2 separate regions of the Homo sapiens genome follow, and region 2 is linked to region 1. Evidence: chromatin loops called from intact Hi-C (ENCODE). Cell type or tissue: endothelial cell of umbilical vein. All regions are shown on one strand. Each heading gives the region's core, and the rest is flanking DNA. Links, peaks and the distances in the headings are about the cores only.

Region 1 (8,338 bases), core at 1,087-6,086:
ACACACATACATGCATGTATGCACACATCTGCTTTCACATCTACACACATCTACATCTGCATAATACCACATGCATGGCTAGATGTAACACATGCACATATCAATGTGTCACACATATTTACACATATATGCACACTCACATGTTTACTGTATTTGAAATTTTTGGTTGCAAGTAACAGGAAACAAACTCAAAGACACCTAAACCATAAAAGGAATCCATAATTTCACAAAGGTTATTTCATTCCCTCTTTCCTCTATATGCCAAGGTTGATCCTCTATGTTTGTGAAATGGCTGCTAAAAACTTCCGTATTGAGGTGTAGCAGGAAGAGTATGTCTTTCTGGATAGCTTCTTTGGAAAAGTGAGGAAGCTTTTTTCTTAGAAATCTTAACAGACCTTCTCTCATTTTTTATTGTTGGAATTGGGTTTCAAGCCCATCACTAATTTAATCCCTGTAACCAATGAGATGAAATATGAATATGGCCTTAAATGAATCCCTGGAGCTGACAAGTTATTACGTGGGGCCCAGGGTCAGATTTTCCAGAAACATTTAGGCTGCATAGGGTAAAAGGCAGATACCCAATGGAAAATCAAATTCTGTTACCAAAAGGTAGGTCGTCCAAGTCCTGGGTGGCTCATGTTAGTAAATGTTCCTACCCCTGGCTCCTGCACACGTACACACACACAACACGGCTGTCAGAATTTCCACAACCAAAGACGCCCTTTATTACTGAATTACTTTCTACACCTCATGTTTTGACAGATTCTGTCTACTAAGAAACTGAGAGCAATATGGTAACTAATTCATTTTTGCATTTTCATGCCTGAGAAGCTGGTATTACCACAATGAGTTTATGTAATTCCAGTCAATATTAAAGCAATACAATTGATGTTTAGGTAGCCTGGGAGACCTTATAGGAAGTAAATGTACAGTAGTAATTAGAATTATTGAAATCTTAAAAATAGCAGATTACTTGCAGGAGTCGGCGGCCTTTTTGAGAAGCAATTTTGTAAAATTTGCCTTCTGAGGTCAAAATTTGGCTAGACCTTTCTTGGTAAATGCAGGAAATCATGATGAATAATCCATTGCACCAACCACTGCAAGTAGATGTACCCTTTGCACCTGCCCCTTCTTCACGTTCCCTTCCACTTCCTTTCTTCTCCAATGACATAGTATCACTGAAGAGGCTCTCCTCTGGAAGAAAACACTTTGAAGTCATTTAACTATGTTAAAAAAAAAAAAAAAAAGCTCAAGGAAGCAGTTTGTTTTCAGAGAGTGTATTTATCAGCAACTCTCCACTCTCAGTAGTTTAGAAAAATAAAAGTTTATTTCTTATTTACACTGTAGTTTAAAGTGGATTGTTCACAGGCTGTTATGTGGCTCTGCTCCATGCTGTGATACAGAGAACCAGGCTCCTTCCGTCTGAGAATTCCTAGGGTCTTAGAGTCTTCCAGTGGAGCCTGTATATCCAGCCAGTGGATGAAAGAAGAATGATGATACATGGCTGAAACATGAATGATTATGCAGGCAGATTGTAGTGTCCCAGCCTGGCAGTGGTACACATTACTTCTGCCTACATTCCACTGGCCAGGACACATAGTAATGTGGTCACAACCATTTGCAAAGTTGCTGAAAAATGTAGTCAAAAAGTGTGGCAAGATGGAAGGGGAAACAAGGGCGGCTAGAACACACAGGCATCTTTGCTACAGATAGACTAACGTTCATTTAGAATCTTTTTCTCCTACACAGGTATGCAGGAGCATTTTGAATGCCAGAGTTTTTGAATCTCAGCAATTCAAGTTGGGAGGGTCAAGATCATGACTAATAGGGCTGAATTCTTACTAAAGAACAGCTTGTTTTACAGTTAACAAATAAAGTTTTGTGCAAGATTTTTTTTTTCCTTTTTACCTAGAGGTCCCTGAATTTACAGTTTCTTCATGATATGGTTTGGCTCTGTGTTCCTACCCAAATCTCATGTTGAATTATGATCTTCAGTGTTGGAGGAGGGGCCTGGTGGAAGTTGATTAAATCATGGGGGTGGATTTCTGCCTTGCTGTTCTCATGATAGTGAGTGAGTTCTCATGAGATCTGGTTGTTTAAAAGTGTGTAGTCTCACGCCTGTAATCCCAGCATTTTGAGAGGCTGAGGCGGGCGGATCATGAGTTCAAGAGTTCCAGACCAGCCCGACCAACATGGTGAAACCCCGTCTCTACTAAAAATACAAAAATTAGTTGGGTGTGGTGATGCATGCCTGTAATCCCAGCTACTCAGACGGTTGAGGCAGGAGAATCACTTGAACCTGGGAGGCGGAGGTTGCAGTGAGCCGGCATTGCGCCACTGCACTCCAGCCTGGGTGACAGAGCGAGACTCCGTCTCAAGGAAAAAAAAAAGTGTGTAGTCCCCCTTCACTTGCACTCTCCTCCTGTCACATGAAGACATGCTTACTTCCCCTTCATCCTTCTGCCATGACTGAGGCCTCCCAGCCCTGCTTCCTGTATAGCCTGTGGAACTGTGAGTCAATCTAACGCCTTTCCTTCATAAATTACCTAGTCTCAGGTAGTTCTTTACAGCAGTGTGAGGACTGATTAATATACTTAGCAGTCCCAGGACTTCTAGAAAGAGCACACCTGTAGACAAAACTATAATGCAAGTAACTTATGTTTGCTTGGGGAGTAGACAGAGGTTGGTGACACTCGTGAATAAAAAGGTTTGTTGTGCTGTTCTGAGGCAGTACCTTCAGAAGGTGGCAGGACGTCAGAGGAACTACTGTGGCTGTGATGAGCGGCAGTTGAACATAGAACCTCAGAGCTTCACCCCTGGAGAAGGCTTGAGTCCCTAGAATCAGTGGACTTGAAGAGACCATAGTAGACCTGGAGAGTGGGCATCTTGGCATTAACTGGTACAGACCAACACTGGGAGGTAGGGGAATAGAAACACAGGTATTACAAAGAATTTTGGTTTTCATAAGACCCAAATTTTCTTGTATGGCCCTAAAATGAAGCAGAGGGGGCCCAAATACAGTAATGACAAATTAAATTACCAGCCAATCTTCCTGGATGGGACCATGAAGTCAGACTACTTTTTGTATACAGAAAAATCTAAAATACAATAATTCTTTCTTACCTGAGATGATGGCTGCAAATTCATGCCTTAGAGCCATTTGGGCCCTAGTGCAGGGCAGATGAGTGAAATGAGTTCTCAGAAACGTGAGAAAGATACAGAGGGGTGCTGGGTTGCAATGGAAGGTCTTAGGGGAGGGGTGGAAAGTGAGTTCAAGGAGGGCTACAGTTACGAAAATGTGTTCTGTGGACTCCTAGAGGTCCTCAAGACCCACTTGGGTGTACACCAGGTCAAAACTTTTTATAATGATGCTACGATATGATTTGCCTTTTCCACTCTTGTCTGTATTCTTCTGTGAGTGTACAGTGGAGTTTTCTAGAGACAACAAATTGAATAAGACGCAGATAGGAACATTAGCTGTCTTCTATTAAACCAGGCATGCAAAGAGATTTGTAAAAATCTTAAACAGTGACACTCTTCTCACTAAATATTTTTGTTTGTTTGTTTGGGGTTATATGGTTATTTTTCATAAAATAAGTAACTTCTGTTAACATGCTCTTCATTGCTGTTTGAAGTCAACGATAAATGTTTTTTTAAAATCTCAGTTTTAATTTCTAATACAGCAAATATATTTAATATAAAATATAACCCACATGAAAGAAAAAAAGTTCTTTAGGAACCACAATTATTTTTAAGAGTGTAAAGAGATCCTGACACCAAAAAGCTTGAGAATGTTGGATTAGAACAACAACCCAATCAATGTTGAGAGAAATTAATTCTGCCACTTGTGGACTAATAACTTCAGAGTATGTGAAGCACTGAGAAGATAGATTGTTTCTTCTGGAGAAGTATCTTTAGAAGAGCAGTAGTAATTAGCCAGGGGCGACTGGTGTAGACAGCCATTAGTGAAATAACTGAATTTTAATACCACTTTATACTGCAACTTGCAAACCTAAAAAAATTGCAATACTGCCATCTAGCGTTCTATCGTGAAAACATTTCGATATTTATTTTTTCTCTCAATTTACAATTGCTTCAGAACTGAATGACAACATAAGCCAAATTTAATAGTTTGCCATGCATTTGTTAGGTTATTTCACCAAACATGTACCTTTAAATATCTTCAGTGTCTTTTCCAATTTCTTTCTGTATATAATCTCTTCTTAGAGTTAGGATAACTGGAGAAGGTAGGATTTCAACCTACTTATACCTTGTTTCAAACTTTATGTTCCTGTCATTACACAATGTAGAATGATTTAATGGCAATGTAGAGAAACCGAGTAAGTAACTTTCCTCACTTCGGTTATACATACCTCCTCTCTTTCCATAGTCTTTTTTTTTTTTTTTTTTTTTTTTTGAGATGGAGTCTCATTCTGTTGCCCAGGGTGGAATGCAATGGTGCAATCTCAGCTCACTGAAACCTCTGCCTCCTGGGTTCAAGCGATTCTCCTGCCTCAGCCTCCCGAGTAGCTGGGATTACAGGCGCCTGCCACCATGCCCGGCTAATTTTTGTATTTTTAGTAGATACAGGGTTTCACCACATTGGCCAGGCTGGTCTCGAACGCCTGGCCTCAAGTGATCCGCCCGCCTTGGCCTCCCAATCCATAGTCATTTTTTTTTAAATAAACTTTTTATTTTGGATCAATTTTAGATTTACACAGAAGCTTCAAAGATAGTACAGGGAGTTCCCATGGCCCCTCATCCAGTTTCCCCTACTGTTAACATGTACATTTCTGTGGAAACCCATACCCACTGGGTTCCTGGCACAATGGACAGAAGTTCCACACCAATGAACATGACTGAAATTTCAGAAACAGAAACTTGGGGGTCAGAGAGGGTGGGCTGGGGAAATAAAAAAGTTTACATATAAAAGAACAGGACTTGTATTCTCATCAAACTTGTCAGTAGCCACACCAGAAGCTAGAAAATCAGGAACCAATGCCTTCAAAATTCTGAGTGAAAATTATTTTCATCATAAAATCCTGTACAAAACTGCATATTAAGAGCAATGTTAGACTAAAGACAATTCCAGAGCAACTACAGAGTTTTGAAATATTTATGTCCCATGCCCCCTTTATCAGACAGTTATTTGAGGATGTGCTTCTCTAAAGCGGGAAAAGAAACAGAAAGACCAGGGGAGAGGTGAAGGAGCCTCTCTGAATGATGTGAAGGAGATCGTGGGTCAAAGCTCTGTGGTGTCCTAAAAAATAAACAGTGCAGAATGGAGCAGGAAGACAGAGTTGTTTGAACAACTCAGAGATGTATTCTTCTGTCAGAGTGTTTGGGGATGAATTAGTAATAGGTGTAAAGAAGATGAAATAAACATAAAGATCAGGCAGTGGATTAACCCTAGAGAAAATTAAAAGTTGCATGGAAGCATGGTATGTATACTATATGGCTCAGCTTTGAGCCATACAGACTCATAGAAATATAAATATTGAATTCATTTAAATGAAAAGGTAATTTTATCATGTTGGCCAGATGGGAGAAGGTGGAAGAGAAGGAGGGAGGAGGAACAGAGAGAGAGAGTGCTAGATCCTCTGCCCTATACCCAGAAGTCAATAATTATCTAAAATTGAAAAAAATAAGCAGCAACACCCTATTATTTACACAATATGGGATTAAATATCAGAAGAAATGGTTAAAAGTGGTTACCTCTACAGAGTACGGATCAGGAATTGGGATGAATGAACTAAGGGAAAATTCTAGTAGGATGATAATGACTTTTTAAAACAATGTTCATGTTACTTTAAAAGGCAAAACATCAGGTAAATGGGTGCCCTGCCAAATCAGGGACTTAGCACCCAGGGTTATCAACTCTGTTAAGAATCAGGGAGTGCTGGGGGAAGAAAGTATAAATGATGGCCTTGTACAAAGTATCTTGGATTCTTATCAAGGCTGTGGCAGTCAAGTGTCCTTTGCCCCTGCTTCCTTGTTGTTTGCATAAATATTTGTATTCTGAGGCTTCATTCTAGGGTGAGAGCTCATTTTCTGTTTGCACAATTGCCTGGCTCCTCTGGCCAAAGGGTGCTCTGCTTCTGGCAGCTGAAGATCCCAGTAGACAGCTTCTTAAACCATGGCTTTCCCTGCAGGATTTGGATGGGCGGCAGCCACTGCAGCTTATCAAGTAGAAGGTAGGGGACACTCTCTCCCCTTCACTGGGGTGGGAGTGCTTTATTTCTGGTGTGTCCTGTGTACCTGAGGAAGATGGTGGGGTAAGGAGGCAAAAAGAAAAGCAAAGAATTGAACAGACCACAATGTTATCAATGAATTTGTTTCCCTTTTCAAACATGTCAGGGGTGGGGGCTCACATTCTCTTGTCTCTTTAGGCACAAGGAAGGGTGGAGGGATGAAGAGGTGAAAACCAAGCTGTGGCTGGATTTTCAGTCAGTCCAAACTCAGCTGAGACATCAGTTTACATTGGACCAGCTGCTTTTATAATTGATTTTTAGAATCCATTTGCCCCAACTCCTCTACAAAGGAGAATCATTTTTTTCTATTGGCTGGAAGAATATTGGGTCGATTTTTTCAAAGAGCCCTTCATTAATTGGGAAAAGTTCCCTGTTCTATTCTTAGTGAGCGCCAAGCCAAGCCTAATCTTGTATGCCACCATATTTCCTGGGGCAGCTGAGAAGTAAATAGAAGCAAATGGTAAAGAGCACCCAGAGTGCCTGTGGAGCCCAAGTTCTGATCCTCATCCTACCACACACAAGTGTGTGAATTCTTTGTCCTCCTTGAGTCTCAGTTTCTTCATCTGTGAAATAGGAAGATGAGCTTTACTTTTCTAAAACACGTATGTCCCCCCTTCCCCTCCACAAAGGGAGTTAGAGATTGTTAATAGCTACCATGGAGAAAATATTTATTTGGTCAAATAAGTATATGAAACCCTGGATTAAACAAAGCAAAGTGAGTTATTGTGGTAGCTTCCTAGGATTGCCATAATAAAATATCATAAACTGTGGGGCTTAAACAACATAAATTTATCCTCTTACGGTTCTAGAAGCCAGAATTGGCCACTGGAGGATGTAATTAGCCAAGTTAAGATGAGATCATACTGGAGTAGGGCAGATATGCAATCCAATATGACCGGTGTCCTAAAAAGAAGGAAATTTGGACACTGAGAAATTTGGAAATTTGAAAGAAGAAAAATTGGACAAAGAGACAAGGAGAACACCGTGTGTGAGAGAGAGATTGGAATGTTACAGTAAGCTAAGGAGCAATAGTCGCCACTAAAAATTAGAAAGAGGCAAGAGGGATTTTACCTAGAGACTTGGGGGTCCATGAGCCTGCTGACACCTTGATTTTGGAACTCCAGCCTCTAGAACTGTGAGAGAATACATTTCTGTTGTTCAAGGCTTTCATTTTGTGGCACTTTGTTACAGCACCCCTAGAAAACTTATACACCGAGAAAAACAAGTCAATCAATCAATGAAATAATGACTGCTATGGTAAGTGCTATGGTGATAATAGGATGTTGTGGGAAAGGGTCACGTGAAAACCAGTTCTTCAGGATGGGTCATCAAGGAGGATCTTTGTGAACTAGCATCATTCCGTCTAAACTTAAGGTATGAGGAGGAGACTGCCATTTGAATATGGGGAGATCTTTCTAGACAAAGAAACAGGACAAGTTGATCCTGGTACAACCCATGCTGCCTGTGATTCCTAGCTTCAATTGCTATTTCCCCATCCTCTAGAATGGGAAGGAGGAATCTTTACTACACAGTTGTGATAACTGCCATGTAGAAGACATCTCCCACTGGGGGATTATGTATATTATTGCACATATATGATCTGTGATACAAGGCTCTTTTAAAGGAACGTCTGACAGTGTCCTGGTTGGCTGAGATTCCATGCCACCTTTTTCGCTACATGGGATCTTCTTTCATCTTCTTCCAGATAATTTCCACTTTGTTGTAGAGGGTGACTGAATAGGCTGACCCTCTGGGAATAAAAACAAAAGCAATGATCTTTGTTAGTTTCCGTCTCAAAAGAGAGGTCGGAAAAATCCGAGAAAGCATGGTAGAGCACCAGAATGGTGTAAATAGAATCAGATTCTAGAAGCAACATAGCATTGGTGATTATTAAGATGAGCTTTGGGGGAAGACTCTTTAGACTTGGATTCCATCTCTCCTTTTACTAGATTTGTGACTTTGTCCAAATGACTCATCTTCTCTGTGCCTCCTCACCTGTAAGATGGAGATTATTATGGTGTCTCCTGTGTAGCACAGCTATGAGGTTTAAATAAGATAATGTGTGTTAAGTACTTGGCATTTAGTGA
Region 2 (8,338 bases), core at 1,500-6,499, 280 kb before region 1:
CCACTAAAAAAATTAAAAGCCATTATTAGCTTTCCCACCTTAAAAAAAAAATATTAAAAGCCATTATTAGCTTTCCCACCTTTAAAAAAATCTGGCTAGATTGGGCAATACAAAAGAATATAAGGCCGGGCGCAGTGGCTAACGCCTGTAATCCCAGCACTTTGGGAGGCCGAGGCGGGTGGATCACAAGGTCAGGAGATCGAGACCATCCTAGCTAACACAGTGAAACCCCGTCTCTACTAAAAATACAAAAAATTAGCCAGGCGTGGTGGTGGGTGCCTGTAGTCCCAGCTACGCAGGAGGCTGAGGCAGAAGAATGGCGTGAACCTGGAAGGCGGAGCTTGCAGTGAGCCGAGATCAAGCCACTGCCCTCCAGCCTGGGCGACAGAGCAAGACTCCGCCTCAAAAAGAAAAAGAATATAAAAATATTTACGGCAATTGAGAATTTTAGAATACCAGGATAGTAAACAAGTTAAAGCTCTACAATGAGAGAGAGAAAGCAGAAACCTGAATCAAATTATTTTCAATTATGGTAGTAAATAAATATAGGCTTTATGATAACAAAAACATTACTAAACACACTATATAAAAATGGTGGTATGAGACACCTTTGAGTAGAAAAAGTAAAACTGTTGCTCACATTTGCAACACAGTAATAAATAAAATAGAAAATGACTCTGCCCTCCAGCAACCACATGACCACAGTCCATCACTAAATAGTAATCTTAGTTCCTCTTCTACTCAGTACAAACTTTAATAACTAAGCCAAGAAATGAAAAATAAAGTTCTCCACAGAAGTTAGCTGAACTAATACAGAGAAATTAAACATCAAATGTGTGTTAAAAAATCACAAAGATGATCATTACTAAGGATTCAAATCAATGGAAAAAGTTTTTAGAACTGTTTACTTGTCAGAGATTCATATATTTACAAGTGTTACTTCAGGCCTCAGAATTACTGAATATAAAATCAGTGGACATTTTCCATAATTATCACTGTATCAATAAGAATAATTAAAATAAGCAATTGTCTAAGTACCAGGATCTGAACAATGGAAAGGAATCCAAAGAAAATATATCAGGGCATCCTGTGTGTAAGGGAATAAAGAATTATAATAAGAGTTTACCATTAAAATTTTAAAATAGATTGAAATCAGAAATGTAAAAAAACAAAAATGTTAAAAGACGACTATGACTTACTTCTATGTTGCTTTTTCCCCACTAAGGAACAAAGAATACAAATTTAAAGATTTTATTCTCCCTACCTCACATCATCAACAAAAAATCAATTCCAGTCAAATTACAGAACTAAATATAAAAGGTAAAACATATTAAAGCTTCTGAAGAGAACAAAAAAGAAGATCTTCATAATCTTGGGGTAGAAAAATTTCTTAAACAGCATTAACTAAAACAACAACAACAACCAAGAAATTGTACTTCAGAAAATTTAAGAAACTCTGTTCATAAAAAGACAATATTGAGGAAAAAAAAAGGCATGAACTGGGAGAAGATGTATGCAACACATAAATCCAACAGGGAGCTCATATTCAGTACCCATATTAAGAAGTCCTATAAATAATTAAGAAAATGAAAGACAACAAAATTAAAAATAGGCAAGACTTGAGCAGGAACGTCAGGAAAAGGGGATATCCAAACTGCCAATAAAAAGCTAAAGAAGTGCTCAACATCAATAGTCACCAGAGAAATGCAAATTAAAACTAGAATGATACATCACAACACTACCACCAGAAGACTAAAACTGAAGATTGACAATTCCAAGCATGGTCAAAATGTAGAGCACCTGGAACTCTCATTACTGTTGAGACTGTAAACCAACATAACCACTTTGGTCAACTGCATGGCTTTAGCTACTTAAAGCTAAACACATGGAAAGCCTACAATCTAGCAATTTCACTCCTGAGTGTACATGTCCATCATAAAACATATACATGAGTACTCACAGCAGCTTTTTCTTGACACCCAAAACCTAGAAACAGAAATGGCTATCAATGATAAAATGAACAAACTTTGGCATATTGATACAATGGACTGCTACACTGCAATGGAAAAGAATAAACTGCTGCTAAATGCAAAAATGAAGATAAATTCCAACCATGTAATGACAGGAAAGAACCTGACACAAGTGTACATACTACACAACTAAAGTCTAAAAACAGGCCAAACCTATCTATAGTGAGAGACATCAAAAGGGTGGTTCCTGGAGATGGTGGCAGGAACTGACTAGAGAGAAACACAGGAGCACTGTCCAGCACTCTACTACAAATCTTGTTCTTATACATTCTTTTGTAAAAATATAACCAATATTTGTGCACTTTGCTCAATACCTCAATTTAAACCAGTTGGTCCCTTTGATTATCAATTCCACTTTGGAGAATTTGTCTCACAGATGCTCAATTAAATGTGCAAAATGACACTGTACAAACCACTAGAAACAAACACAATAGAGAAATATCTAAATAAATTATGGTAGAAACATAATATTCAGAGATAAGAAAGAATGAGGAAACTCGTATATTGAGAGGATTTCAGAAAGGAGACTTAGCAGAGGGATTATTAACACAGATCCCAAAATGAGACTGTGAATTCAAATCCCAATACCAGCACTAGCTTTGTGAGCATGGCATTTAACCTCTCTCTGCCTCAGTTTCCACATCTGTACAGTGGGGGTGATGACAGTACTATTTCTCATGAGGCTGTTATAAGAGCTGAGTAACTGAATGTATATAAAGACATCAGAGGAGTGGCTGACACATAAGTGCTTAATAAAGATTGGCCACCACTACCACCATCACCATCCTCTTCTTTAAGATACATTATCACCATCATAGTTAAGAAATGTTGCTCTACAGAAAAAAGCACGGTTTAGAACAGTGTGTGTAGTATGCAACCTTTGTGCAAAAATGCAAAAAAATAGGAACATATACTCATTTTTGTTTCCATAAACACGAGGGTCTCCTCAACAATACGCGAGAAACAAACAGTAGTTACTTATCAGTGTGATACGAGAGATAGGTAGGACTTCCAGCTTTCACTGTATGTTAATGTGTAGAAATAAATAAAACATTACATCCATGTGAGTATAGTACTTATTTTAAAATTATTTAAACAAAAACATCACTAGCATTTATGTTCAATTATAGAGTAAATGATATCAAAGTTGCTTTGAATACCATTTTAATCTATAAAATGACATATTAAGATGGTATTCAGCATGTTTTATATAAACAAATGTAAAAGAATCACTAGAAAAAGAAAATTAATGAATGCTCTCTAGTTTCATATTTTTAGGTGAACACAACAAAAGAGGAATCAATGTATATAAATTAGCTTATCTTCACCACTAGTGATTAAAGTATTAAGCACTACATAGTTTGAACCTAATCATAACCCTACTTTCTATTCAGTTTTCTTTCTTTGTTTTTTCCTACAGACACCAGCTCCTGTGAATCTTCCTGCCCCACCTGGCTATTCCAGATCATATCATTCAAGCAAACCTAATTTCTGCTTAATTTTTTTTTCTGGCTCCCAATGAGACCTTAGTAAATAACTGGTATAGCAGGATGTATACTCAGATTTATGAACAAGTATATTCTTTATGTCGCATTTTTTAAAAATTCAAAACTCTTAAAATCAGATAAAGGAAAGTTTTATGGACTATATCCCAAGATAGGAATTTAGACTTACTATATAAAAGGATATATTAAGATGGTATTCAAGAGACATAGGATTTTATCAATTTTTAAAAGCTTAATATAAGGAAAAAAGACACTGCTTTCTAATTTGCTTTCTAATTTTTTAAAAACAATTTTTTCAATCCTAAACATAACTTTACCTAAAAGTGGGTATAATTTCATTAACTTTTTCTTTATGTTTAATTAGCAACTAACTCCCATGCAGTAACTTTAATTTTGTCAACAATTTCAAATACATTTCTCTTTGCTGCCTCTAGATGGCACAATTACATTTAAGAAAAGGAAAAAGTCTTTGAAAATAAATAGAAAAAAAATCTTAGTACTACAGTATTTTAACTTTAAAGAATTGTGTATTACATTTTTTTAAGAGATTAAAAGTCTGAAAGATAAAAGAATAGCTTATTCCTTCCAGAAAAGGATTATACTAATTTAATAGTTTTGAAGAACAGCTAGGAAGTTCACAAATAGATGCTTTAAACTGGTATTAGACTAAATAAAAATAAAAGTTTCACATGGTGCAATATCACAGCGAAGGCTTATAAAATGCATTTTTGTGTATGTTTTGTGTTTCATTTATTTTGCTCAATTTTTTCTTGTTAACTTATAAATTTCTGACAATGTTGAATATTATTTCTCATCAGTACATCACAGTTTATTTTATATTCAAAACTGAATGAGAAAACACTTTCAAAATGGAAGAGAAAATGCCACATACTTTAACGCTTCATGCTTTAATTTAAAAGGTGGCAGTGGCTCATGCCTATAATCCCAGCACTTTCCGAGCTTGAGGCAGGCAGATCACTTGAGTCCAGGAGATCAAGACCAGCCTGGGAAACATGGCAAAACCCAGTCTCTACTAAAAATACAAAAATTAGCCGGGTTTGGTGGTGCCTGCCTGTAATCCCAGCTACTCAGGAGGATGAGGTAAGAGAATCACCTGAGCCTGGGAGGTAGAGGCTGCAGTGAGGCGAGATTGCACCACTGCACTCCAGCCTGGGCAACCTGAGTGAGACTCTGTCTCAAAAAAACAAAAAATAAATATAAGTTGACTACACAATAATAAAATGTGAACTTATAGAAACCAGACTCATGCTTACAGAAATCAAGACATCTTCCATTTACAAAGAGAATCAGAATCATAAACTGTCAACACTAAAGTTAATCCCAATTGAATAAAGGTCCTTTATATATACAAATATACAAATATAGCCGAGTCTATAAACATACATGTTTAAATATGTTGCTTGCACTTGTATAAAATGCTCAATTATGTCAATGAAAAGATAATCCCTTTACTCTGATAAATAATCTATTCACCTTTCTGCTTGCTTGACCTGTGTACCAGGTAAGGTATAAGTTGAATTGAAACAACAACAACAACAAAAAAAAACATACAAGAGTCAAAGAAAATTATTTATAATTCAGGTTTACTTCAAGATCATTTCTAGTGCTAAATGCTATTTTTTTAAGAAAAGAAAAATTCATGAAATGTAAAATATATCATGTTTCAAGGTATTTAGCACTTTGATAAAACATTTTCTAGAAAACAGATTTACAGCTGGAATCAGAAATAACATAGAAGTTCCTCACACCCAGAGTAACCTCAAACCATTTCTGGGAAATGTCTTTCACACTCGTCAGTAATTCCTTCCACCGTACTCTAAATATACTCCTTGATGTCAGTATTTATAATAATTACAATATAAAATAAGAACTAGCATGGTTTATTTCATAATTATCTGCTCAGACGTCAGATTCACTTAAAGACCTCATTAATAAAAACACTTGCTCCTGTACATTAATAACTGTTATTTTACCCCCCAAAAATTACAGGTTGAGTATCCCTAACCCAAGAATCCTAAATCCAAAATGCTCCAAAATCTAAAACTTTTCAAAGAAAATGCTCCTTGGAGGATTTCAGATTTTTGGATTAGGAATGATGAACTGGTAAGTGATAATGCAAATATTCCAAAATCTGAAAAAATCCAAAATCCAAAACATTTTTAGTCCCAAGCATCTCAGATAAGAGATAAGACTCAACCTGTAATTAGTGTTAACAACGGCAAATAACAGAAAACAACACTAGACTGGCATTAAAACTGAAAAGACATTCTTTGTGTCAATACTGTCACTTGCAATGACAAAAATGAAATTATCATGATTAATTCTAAATTTAAATAGAGTCTAACAATTACGACATGTAGTGGGAAACAGCGCTAGATTGCAAAGTAGGAAAATGTTCTTTCACTACTCACTGTGTATCCTTCGGCAAATGAAATCACTCTTTCTGGGCAGAGGGAATCTGCATCAACAGTCTCTCCAAGTTTTAAGGTCAAAGACTAACTGAACTGATTGACTTATAAAGTTGATTTAAAATTCCTATATACCAAACTCAATCCCATACATTTCACTTGGTAGTAACTTAATTTCCCTTTAAAATCAAAATTAGAACACATATCATCTCATATAATCAAAGGGAGCAAATTATGTTAAAAGTAAAAAAAAAAAAAAAACAAAAAACAAAAAAACACTTCATTTGAGCTTAATTATGCATAGCAAAAATGTAGAATAGTGTTTATGCATAAAGTTAACAACTGCCATACCATTAAAACTGCATAGTTACTAAGGGAGTAGCACTGAATCGTAGTGATATTTTCATCTGAATAGAGTATATGGCACCCATCTGACTTCCAGCCTCCTTGTCCGTTCAGCAAATCGAAATCCCACCGGGCTGCAACAGCATCTGCTCCATGTGCAATTCGACGCAGTGTCACATTAACAGGGATGTGGTGGGTATCTACATTCACACCATCTGGAGAAAATGGGAAATAAAAATATTTCTGAAACAAACTTCATAACCAATTATAAATGTCAACTTCTACAGTAATGGGTACTCTGCAAGATCTTTCTTCACTAGTGACTCATTAAAACGAGAAAACACTAAAATAAGCATTTTTAGGAACAGTCAACTACAAGGCCTTATTGTCCACTGACTACAGGATAACATATGCCACATACAAACCTATTTTGGTGAGAATCACAGGGGTAACCACAGTACGTCGTTTTCCATCATCAGCCAAATTTGTTGAATTTCCAGTGGCTGGAAAAAGCTTTCCATTGCGGAATGCAATGAGTTGAAGCTTGTAAAGAGAGTCATCAGTTGGTCTGAGTTCTCTTTTTTGCTTTGGTGAGAAAAGGGAAGGAGGAAGCTGAATAGAAGCCTCCACAATAGTATTCTGAAAAAATATATATACATAAAAAAAGCTCACTACATTAGTACATAGAAACCAGAAAAAAATATGTCAGATAGTTACAAAAGTGGTATAATTAGGTTGACTTCATTTTTTAAATTGGATATACAAAATTTAACAGTTAAAAAAATCATCAGTCAAGCGAAATGTCAACACCACATAACATAGATTAAAAGAAGTATAAAACAGAAATGCAAACTTTAAAGAGTTAAATAAGTAAACAAGAAAAGTGTTTCAAATTAACAAAGTTAATTTTCCCATGATATTATATGTTGAAGTAGATAGCATTAAACAGATCAAGGATCTCAATGATCAGGCTGTATCAATTTTACAATGATAAAATATGATAAAGAAGCACAAATGTAGCATATCATAAATATGAGTATAATTAATTTGGGCTTATGGAACTTTAAGGTGATTTATGATGAATTCAAACCTCCACACAACAAAAGAATGAAATTATACAAACATAATAGAGGTTTAGATTCAGTACACTTAGCAGAAATTTCCTTGAGACTAGGAAACACATTTAGAAAAAAAAAATAATAACACATAGGAACAACTGAAAATGCTGACTGATCACTGAATTTTTTCAGATTTCTTTATTGAGGATTTTTAAATAACAAATTATTCAGCATTCAGTAAAAAATATATATATACCAAAGAAGTGAACAATTAACCATCTAAAAACATTCCATAGTTGAAGAATTTATTGTACAATCTTTTTCTTGGCTTCTAACCTCTCTTCTTCTAATTCCATATTCACCGGAATTTCCCCTTAAGAAACAAATCGAATCATGTTATTCCAGTTTAAATAACACCTTGGTTTTGCAATGTTTAATACTAAGCCCAAATCCTAAGTTCACCATATAATTTGATGAAAATCTATTGCTCAGATGTATCCCCTGAATGCTCCTATAGCACAACCTAAAACACAGCTACACTGAGTTATCAATTTAAGTTCTCCTATATTCTTTTTATGCCACCATGCTCACTGCACAGACCAGCATCTCTACCTGAAATGCTCCACTATTCTTTCATCTCACAAACTTTTGAATTGGTGTAACGGAAAGTGGATTAGAATGAAAAACGTTGGCAGCCAGGGGGAAGACTTTATACAGAGTCCTTGAAACAGGGCTTTTTTGGACAGTTAATTGCATCTCCTCAGTATATTGCATCTTCAGATTAGCTGCTTCCTCTTCTGGACTCACACAACACTCTGCACACATTAGTCATAATACACACTTGCAGTCCCCCATGATGTAGCTCACTGTCTGCTCCTCAAGCCAGAGTATGAGGATTTGGGGTGCAGTCAATCTCACTCACTTTTTGAAACCTCTATGTTAATAGTTCCTACCACTTGCATTTGATCAAA

Evidence for each region. A loop is a pair of places that touch in the nucleus more often than their neighbours do. Peaks named below come from ENCODE experiments on the same cell type or tissue, not always from the same donor. Only the 100,000 strongest peaks of a DNase experiment are listed, where the experiment ranks them.
Region 2: it touches region 1 in a loop (20-fold over the local background); 101 of 110 quality-filtered maps call a loop at or near these places.

Annotation. Positions count from the first base shown.
Region 1 is chr4:22,686,880-22,695,217 of GRCh38, forward strand. It overlaps the pseudogene GBA3. Among named protein-coding and RNA genes, the nearest start is that of ADGRA3, 170 kb to the left of the region's middle. In endothelial cell of umbilical vein, for the core only: no CTCF peak of the experiment used is centred there; a DNase peak (open chromatin) is centred at 4,002.
Region 2 is chr4:22,406,867-22,415,204 of GRCh38, forward strand. It overlaps ADGRA3 (adhesion G protein-coupled receptor A3), which reads right to left. Exons shown (of 19, transcript NM_145290.4): 13 at 6,735-6,948; 14 at 6,316-6,524. Among named protein-coding and RNA genes, the nearest start is that of MIR12115, 100 kb to the right of the region's middle. In endothelial cell of umbilical vein, for the core only: a CTCF peak has its summit at 3,972 (motif pointing right); no DNase peak of the experiment used is centred there.